Linked DNA regions of Homo sapiens: region 2 is linked to region 1. Evidence: chromatin contacts called from ENCODE Hi-C data. All regions are on one chromosome and are shown on one strand. Each heading gives the region's core, a stretch centred on a gene start or an enhancer-like site at or near the end of the contact. The rest is flanking DNA. Distances are from core to core; before and after follow the strand shown. Region 1 holds the start of CD47 (CD47 molecule). Region 2 holds the start of NFKBIZ (NFKB inhibitor zeta).

Evidence for each region. Hi-C counts contacts between places; a loop is a spot of excess contacts on that map. Pooled maps may share reads with other maps.
Region 2: a loop to region 1 is called in a pooled map, with 10 times the contacts of the local background. The contact joins the promoter of NFKBIZ here to the promoter of CD47 in region 1. A Hi-C loop is called at or near these places in 7 of 50 pooled maps.

What each region holds. Positions count from the first base shown.
Region 1 is chr3:108,088,633-108,092,402 of GRCh38, forward strand. CD47 (CD47 molecule) reads right to left here and starts at 2,399. Exons shown (of 11, transcript NM_001777.4): 1 at 2,231-2,399. The coding sequence starts at 2,276. RefSeq lists silencers at 2,123-2,872, 2,893-2,942, 2,953-3,012.
Region 2 is chr3:101,847,618-101,851,344 of GRCh38, forward strand. NFKBIZ (NFKB inhibitor zeta) reads left to right here and starts at 1,897. Exons shown (of 12, transcript NM_031419.4): 1 at 1,897-2,300. The coding sequence starts at 2,012. RefSeq lists enhancers at 956-1,793, 1,588-1,882 and silencers at 1,376-2,575, 1,624-1,795.

The DNA.
Region 1 (3,770 bases), core at 1,149-3,648:
AACAACTCATTTTGAACAAAGAGGAATCATTCAACCACTGAAAAGACAGTTCACAACACCATCATTATTTATTTAAAGTTTTATTTGCTAGCTAATAAATACCACTGAAACTATGCACTTTTAAACAAAGTATAATTGTACATGAGTGGGGGCAGAGTGGAATGCAACATAGTAATTCATTTCACATCTTGCATACCATTAAGGTGCCTTCCAGTTTGCCTGTAATTGCATGAAATGAGTATCTGAGATAACTTCTTTTACCACAAAGGCCACTAACACTGTAGAGGGTGCCAGGAAAGGTCCCTGATTCCCGGGGCTTAATTAACGAAACTGAAAGCAAAATCAAACTTCAATACAAATGAATGTACAGATCCATCACTTTCTTACTCATTCTAGATTCTAAAGTCAGTCTCTCAAACCCTTGGTTTATAACTACCTATGTGCTGAGACATCTTTCTTCATACATGTCCTTTTGAAGCTATATATTAAACACATACAAAAACATATTTTATAACAAATACTATCCTGTTTTACAGTCCACACTTAACACAACTCAACTGCATAATGCCTGTATTTTGCTTTTTTTTTAGGTTAATATTAACTAAGTAAAATAAAATACTATAAATTCTGAATTCGATGACTCTAGGGATTCGAACACATTAAAATTGTGTGTAAACGAGTGCTAATTACATGATATTAACTATTACTAAAGAAGGCCTAACATAAATCCTATCACTCAAAGTACCATTCCAACAGTTCTAAACTACGTGATTTAAATCTAACCTACCTGTTTTAAAAATAGTATATGGTTTATACTTTTTACTTTTTAGGCAGTTTGAATAAATGATACTGTATCACTTCATATCTGGTTCAATATGAAGGCGTTCTGAAATTATTATGCGATTATACAACACATCTCTGAAAGCAGTATTATTTTAGCTATAATGATAGTAAAGGCAACAAGCATACTAAACGTGATGACAGGAAACACTAACATCAACCATTTAGATAACGGAGACCTGGATTCACAGTCCCAACATCCAGGATGCTCGGGGAGGGAGGAAAGTGGTAAGCAGAGACTTAAGGGCATCTTGGAAATACCTAAAGTCACAAGCCTTTAGGAACGGCACACCGAGGCTAATAATCAGTTTAAAATCGAATTAATTTAGCATTCTAGAATAAATGTAACAATTGCTGTCACTGGTGCTCAAGCTGAATTCTGAATCTTATAAAAGTTCACAAAAGGCTCTATGGATGTGAAGTGTGACAGGCACTCACTGTAGAGCTACGAATGTTTCTATTCCTTGCTCAGTTTTTACAGACGAAGCACACGTTTTACAAAAGCGAAATGGATTCCAAAAGCTCGGGGTGGGGGTGGGGGGGTGGAGGTTCTTTGGCGTCGAAAAACACCAAATCCCATTCTGCTGCACATGTTTTGACTGGAGGTTACTGTCTTCCTATTTCAGGCGAAAACCAGATTACTTTTAAAACGGTTCCCCCAAATAAAGTGGGAAAAACTTCAACGTACAATTTAGAATGTATGCAAGTGGCTGATGGGGCGTGAGGGTCACGAGAAAGGAAGAGTTTCCAGCAAGCTTATTTTTAGGATTAAAAACGACAGCAAAAATTACACGGCCGGAAGATTCTTCTGATTGAATGCTGAGTTGAAAATGAAACTTAATTGTGTCCTTTACGTCCTCTTCGCTCCTATGTTCATGTGGGAGGCAAACGGCAGAAACCCCTTCTCACCGACTTCGCCAAAATGCGCACTTCCATCGCAAGAGGCCCGGGCCCTCCCACTCTCCCTCCCTCAACCCCAAATGCGTCTAAGCACTGAGAAGGGAGAGGGGTGCGAAAGAAGGGGATCCCTAGCAGCTGCAGCCCCTTGCCTCTGATCGCGCCCTTTCTTGCTAGTTAATTTTTGCGCGAGGTGCGCGGTTTGGAGTCTTCCTGTGTGTGTGCATTTGGAGATGGAGAACCGGGTGGAGGAGATGAGCCCCGCTCTCACCCAGGGGGAAGAAGACGACCAGGGAAAGGAAGGGAGGAAGAAGGGGGGCGCCCGATTCCCCGTGGGGCCCTCCCACGTCTGCACTTCGGGCGCTCAGGGCCCGAGTGTTCTGCGCCCCGGCCACCCTCTTCAGGGCGCCGCCGGGCTGGCTGGGGCGCAGCCCACACGCCCGCGGGGGCGAAGCGACAGCAGCCGCAGGGCTGGGAGCGAGGAGCCACTCACCGCAGCACGCCGAGCCCAGCAACAGCGCCGCTACCAGGGGCCACATCTCCGCGCCCGCCGCGGGGTCGCCGCCGCCGCCGCAGGTGTCCGGAGCAGCAGCCGCCGCCGCCGTTACAGGCAGGACCGACCGCCGCCGCGCGTCACAGGCAGGACCCACTGCCCAGGCTGCACGGCCGCGCGCACGCGCGCTCCCACTGCTTCCCGCCCGCTCCCCCGCCTGCTCCCCGCCCGCGAGAGCCGCGCACGCGCACTCGGCCCCGCCCCGCAACCGCTGCTGTTGACGCGGCGCCCTCCCCAGTCGCAGGCTCCAGACCCGGGGCCCGCCTGCCCGCTCCACGGAGGCCGGATGCCTGCTCCAGGGCGGTGGCACGCGCCGCGCTTCCAGGTCACGTCCTGTCGCACCCGCCCGCCCCTGGGGTCCGCGTGCTCGCCCGCCGCAGGAGGCTGAACCCTGTGTTCCCACGCTCGCCGGGGACCTCATTGCACCCGTTCCTGTCCGCGGGTCGGTTCCTGCCTTTCGCGCGGCGCTGGGCCCCACTGTCCTCTCTCTCTACTTTTCTCCTCTTTGCTTTCACTCCCACCCTCGCGCTTCAGGGGCCGGGTCCCGTCCCGCCCCAGCCCGCGTCTCTCCCTGGACCCGACGTCCGGCTGCGCGCGTGGACCAGGACACCTAGGCTTTCACCAGCGCCCGTTTCCTCCGGACGCGGCCGTCTAGCGCCGAAGCGGTCCCTGAGCCCGAGGCCGCCACGCCCAGGGCAGGGCGGTGGTCGGGTACCTGCCCGCAGGGAGCTTCCACTCGCCCCTCGCGGGCTCTGCGTTCGGCTCGTCTACTCGCTCTGCTCTTCCCTATGCGGTTCTCTTCCCTCTTTCTCACTTGGTTCTTTAGTGTTTTCATCCTCTGATCAGGGTTAATCAAACAAGTTCCATTCACGGTGGTAAACATTGTTACCTGTGAACACCGCCACCACCGGGACTAGCGAGCATTGTCGCAAACAGGCATTAGCAGCGTATCCAACACATCCCCACCAGCAAGGTTATTGAGCTTGGTTTGTGACTGCCCCATGTGCAGCCCTCTGCGCTGCGCTTGGGTTTAACATGCTTGAAAAATGGGTTCGAAATGTGGCCGCAAGCCACAATAGGGACAAGGCTTTTGAATTTATCGCTGAATCACACAGGCCACATCATTCATCCTGAAGCAAAAGTCTTTTAAAGATACTTTTAACCGTTATCCTAACTGATGTACTCTCTTATCAAAAAGTCAGGCTCTGGTGGCTGCTCTAATGGAGTGCACATCCTGTCCACCTCCTTGATTGTTTTCCTCCTACCTCCTGGGAAAGAAAGCAATTTCCCACCACAATACCCCACTTCTCCAAATCCTCTACACAGTGCGGCTCCTCCCAAGCATCCCATTGCCACAGAAATAAAATCCAGCGTATGAAAGTGGCACTGTCTATGACACTCTGTACCAGTGTATTGTATACTATCGAGCTTCTTCCTGTAATTGCTTTTTTGTGTGAACCTCTTCCCCACAGCATTATCA
Region 2 (3,727 bases), core at 647-3,146, 6.2 Mb before region 1:
CTGTACTGAATACTGTAGGCAACTGTAACACAGAGGTATTTGTCTATCTAAACATATGGAAACATAGAAAAGAAACAGTAAAAATATGGTATTACAGTCTTACAGGACCACCATTGTACATGGAGTTCATTATTGACTTAAACATCATTTTGTGGGGTATGGCTGTATTTACTTTGGACCTACCCCCACCAGGGTCTTATGCCACCTACTAATACTGAGTAACAATCCAAACTCATCGTGTCCCCCCCTTCGTCCTAAAACCCAAACATTCTGCTCTGTGATCCCTTGTGATCTGGAGCTGGTGGCCCTGTTCACCTGGTCGTGGCTCCAAGCCATGGCCTGACTGGGGACCCTTTCATTTCTCCCCCCCTCCAAAAGAGCGAGACCTGTGGGTTCTGCCCTAGCAATGCTGCCCAGCTCTGCTTTCTGTCAATTTACTTTCTCCTTTCCCACTGTATCTGCCCCAGTGCCCAGTCATTTCTCTCCTGGGCTACTGCAGTGGATCCTAATGGCCTCTGGGCTCCTCATCTTCTCTCAACTGCTTGCAGATTAATTTTGCCTACCTAAAATTCATGTTTTCTCAATGTTTATTAAATAAAATTCCAGTGTCTCAGCTGCTGGAGGTGCTCCACCCAAAGGCACCAAGTTATCTTTTATATTTAATGCCATCTTCTCCTCTTGACAATCGTAAAAGGGGACTATACACTCTAATATGAACCCTCTCCTTAATTCTTTGCTCTTGTTCTTTCTGTAAATGCTGTGGGCCCCAATCCCACCCATCCTTTAGGACCTATCTTAAATGCCACCACCCCTGCAAAGATTTTCCTCCTGACCTCCTTTTTCCTCTACCAGACCTGTTGTTTCTCCTTTTAGGTGGCTCACTGAACTTTGTATCCCTCGTGTTATTTAATCATAATCGGTTTATTTAAACATAGCATGTGTGTACTTAACCTTATCATTCCCGCATTTTTTGCTAGTTGGACTTGAACAAATAGTTGTATAAATCCATTGGAAAAAAGTATTCAAGATAGGAAAGGCCAAAATTACTGTGTTAGTTTATCAGATAGTGTAAAGCTATGCAGAATTTTAAAAGTTATATCTACATATACTACAGCACCTACATGTTTGTGTATTATTTTGCTAAGATGGCTTTGTTCTAGTATTGAAGGATACAGAAGTGTGGCATTACTTTTTATTCATGGCTGCACCTAAAACATTATTTGCGTCCCAGCAGATAATTTGAGAACATAAAAATGCTCCAACATCTCTTTCAGTTCGGGATGTTGCCTAAAACCGTCGACAAACGCTATGTTTGAGAAGGGAGGCTACGCTGGGGCGCCGGAGGAGACAGGCCCTTAAGAACCTTCCAGAGATGCCTTAACTGGGCTAACAGCTCGCCGCGCCGGGGCAGGCAGAGGGGTGCGGGGCGCGCTCCTTCCAGGACTTGCCAGTCCCCAAGAACCAGGCCAACCGGTTCCCTCCACTGACTCCCGCCTCCCTCTGCAGGCCCAGCCCTGCGCCGCGCGCCCTCTCCCCGGGCGCCCAGGCCCGGCGGGGGCCTAGAGGGCAGGGATGGCCCGGGCGAGGGACGGGGTCCCGGAGGCGGGAGGCGGGAGGCGGGAGGCGGGAAGCGGGAGGCTGGAAGCCGCGCGCTGTCGGGGTTTCCCGGTGAAGGGCAGGCAAACAACCGGTCGGTCTGGGCGGAGCCGGGCGGGCGGGGCGAGGGCGGAGGGCGGAGGGCGCATTGCCTCATCCTGTACATTTTACTGGAAATCGGACGCATCCGGAGGAGGGGCTGGGAGGCGGCCCGGGCACCGCCAATGGCCGGGCCGGGCGCCGGGGAGGTCGGCGAGCGCTGCGGCCCGTTAAATACCCTGGCAGTCCCGCGCCGCGCCCGTACTGGCCCGCGCCGTCCGCCCGCCGACAGCTCCCTGAGCCAGCCCGGGAGGCAGCCGCGCGCAGCGAGCCGGTGGCGCAGGTGTCGGGGTCCTCGAGCGCCCAGCCTGGGAGCATGATTGTGGACAAGCTGCTGGACGACAGCCGCGGCGGAGAGGGGCTGCGGGACGCGGCGGGCGGCTGCGGCCTCATGACCAGCCCGCTCAACCTGAGCTACTTCTACGGCGCGTCGCCGCCCGCCGCCGCCCCGGGCGCCTGCGACGCCAGCTGCTCGGTCTTGGGCCCCTCGGCGCCCGGCTCGCCCGGCTCCGACTCCTCCGACTTCTCCTCTGCCTCGTCGGTGTCCTCCTGCGGCGCCGTGGAGTCCCGGTCGAGAGGCGGCGCCCGCGCCGAGCGCCAGCCAGGTACCCGCCGGCCCCGCACCGCTGCGTACTCGGGGCGCGCACGCCTAGGAGGTTGGGAGCGGGACTCCCCAGATGGAGGGTGGCCCCTGCGCCCTCCTTAGAGCTAGGACGTACGCACCTTAGCCATCAATTACCACTCCCCGCCTTGCCCGGGCCGGGCGCCTGCCTGACCTACACGCCCTTCGCCGGCCCGCGGAACCGGCTCCCTCCCGCGGGCCTCGGGGGGGCTTCAGAAACCGCTCGGCCGAGCTCTGACTGCCGGGCGAGTGACCAGGAGATCGCTCGCTCTCTAAGAAGCAGCTTTGTTGAGTCATAATTAATAAACTATGATGAGATTTGGGGTCTGATGTAGGTGTAATTTTCTTCTTGTGAATATTTTAGTGGAAAGCTGTAGCAGAGGATAAGGGTTTGGGAATAGCGTTAAAGGTCATGACTTATTTCTCAGTTTTTATGGAATTTTTCAGTAAAAAGACTTGACCGTCAAAGAAAAGGAAACTGCTGTTATCAAGGTGAAGCCGGGCTGAAAACCAACTCAAGTTATGCCTTTAGTTTGGCGAGTTTCGGAAGTCTGCCCGGAATTTTTGCGGTCTTGTTTTTGTTGTGTGTGCCTTAAAAAAAATGGATAAGCCATATCTAGCAGAGAAAGACGTAATGTTATCTTTCATGGGCTGCGAATTGGTTTCCTTTCTTAGTGAACCGAGTTGCATAATTTGGGGGAAAACAGGATGCCCCTGTGGGTAGGCTAGAAAAACGCCTCGATAATTGAACGTTGAGAGTAATTAGCATGATTTTAAAGAACGTCTCTTTCCGGTGTTTCCCACTCTTAGCCACTCCTGTTTTGGTTGTCATTTATTTTAAAAAGTGATATCTCATTTTCATTTTAAGTCATTTAAAATCATGCGAAAAGCGATTTAAACCACTGCGTAGCAGATCCAGAAAGAATATGTGTTTAGGACCTTTTCTTACCCACTTGGCCTTCATCTGGCTGAAACTGTTCTGCTGGTCCCTTGGTTTACCACACAGCCACAGGGGATTTCTGAAACTGCATTTTTTTCTTTCTGTGACGTTGGATTATGAACTGCTGTCATTCCAGAAAAATGCTGTGTTAGATTCTGGCAATTCTGGTATCTCTTGAAATCCCTAAACTTAAAAATAAAGCCAACTAATGTTTCACTTACCCTATCATTGAACTGTTTATCTCATGTATTTATGATAGATACAGATGTTCAAATTATGCGTTGTTTCTTGCCCCATCTTATTTTTGTACACTTGATGGAGCGGCTGAATTATTCATTTCCTGACTTTGTGAATTTGTGTTCAACACACATACTAAGAGGTTGTGACATAATAGTGATCAGAAGTGGAGTACTGTACTTGTATACCAAATGCTAAAGTGTATTTCAAAGTTTAAAAGTGAAACAAGCATA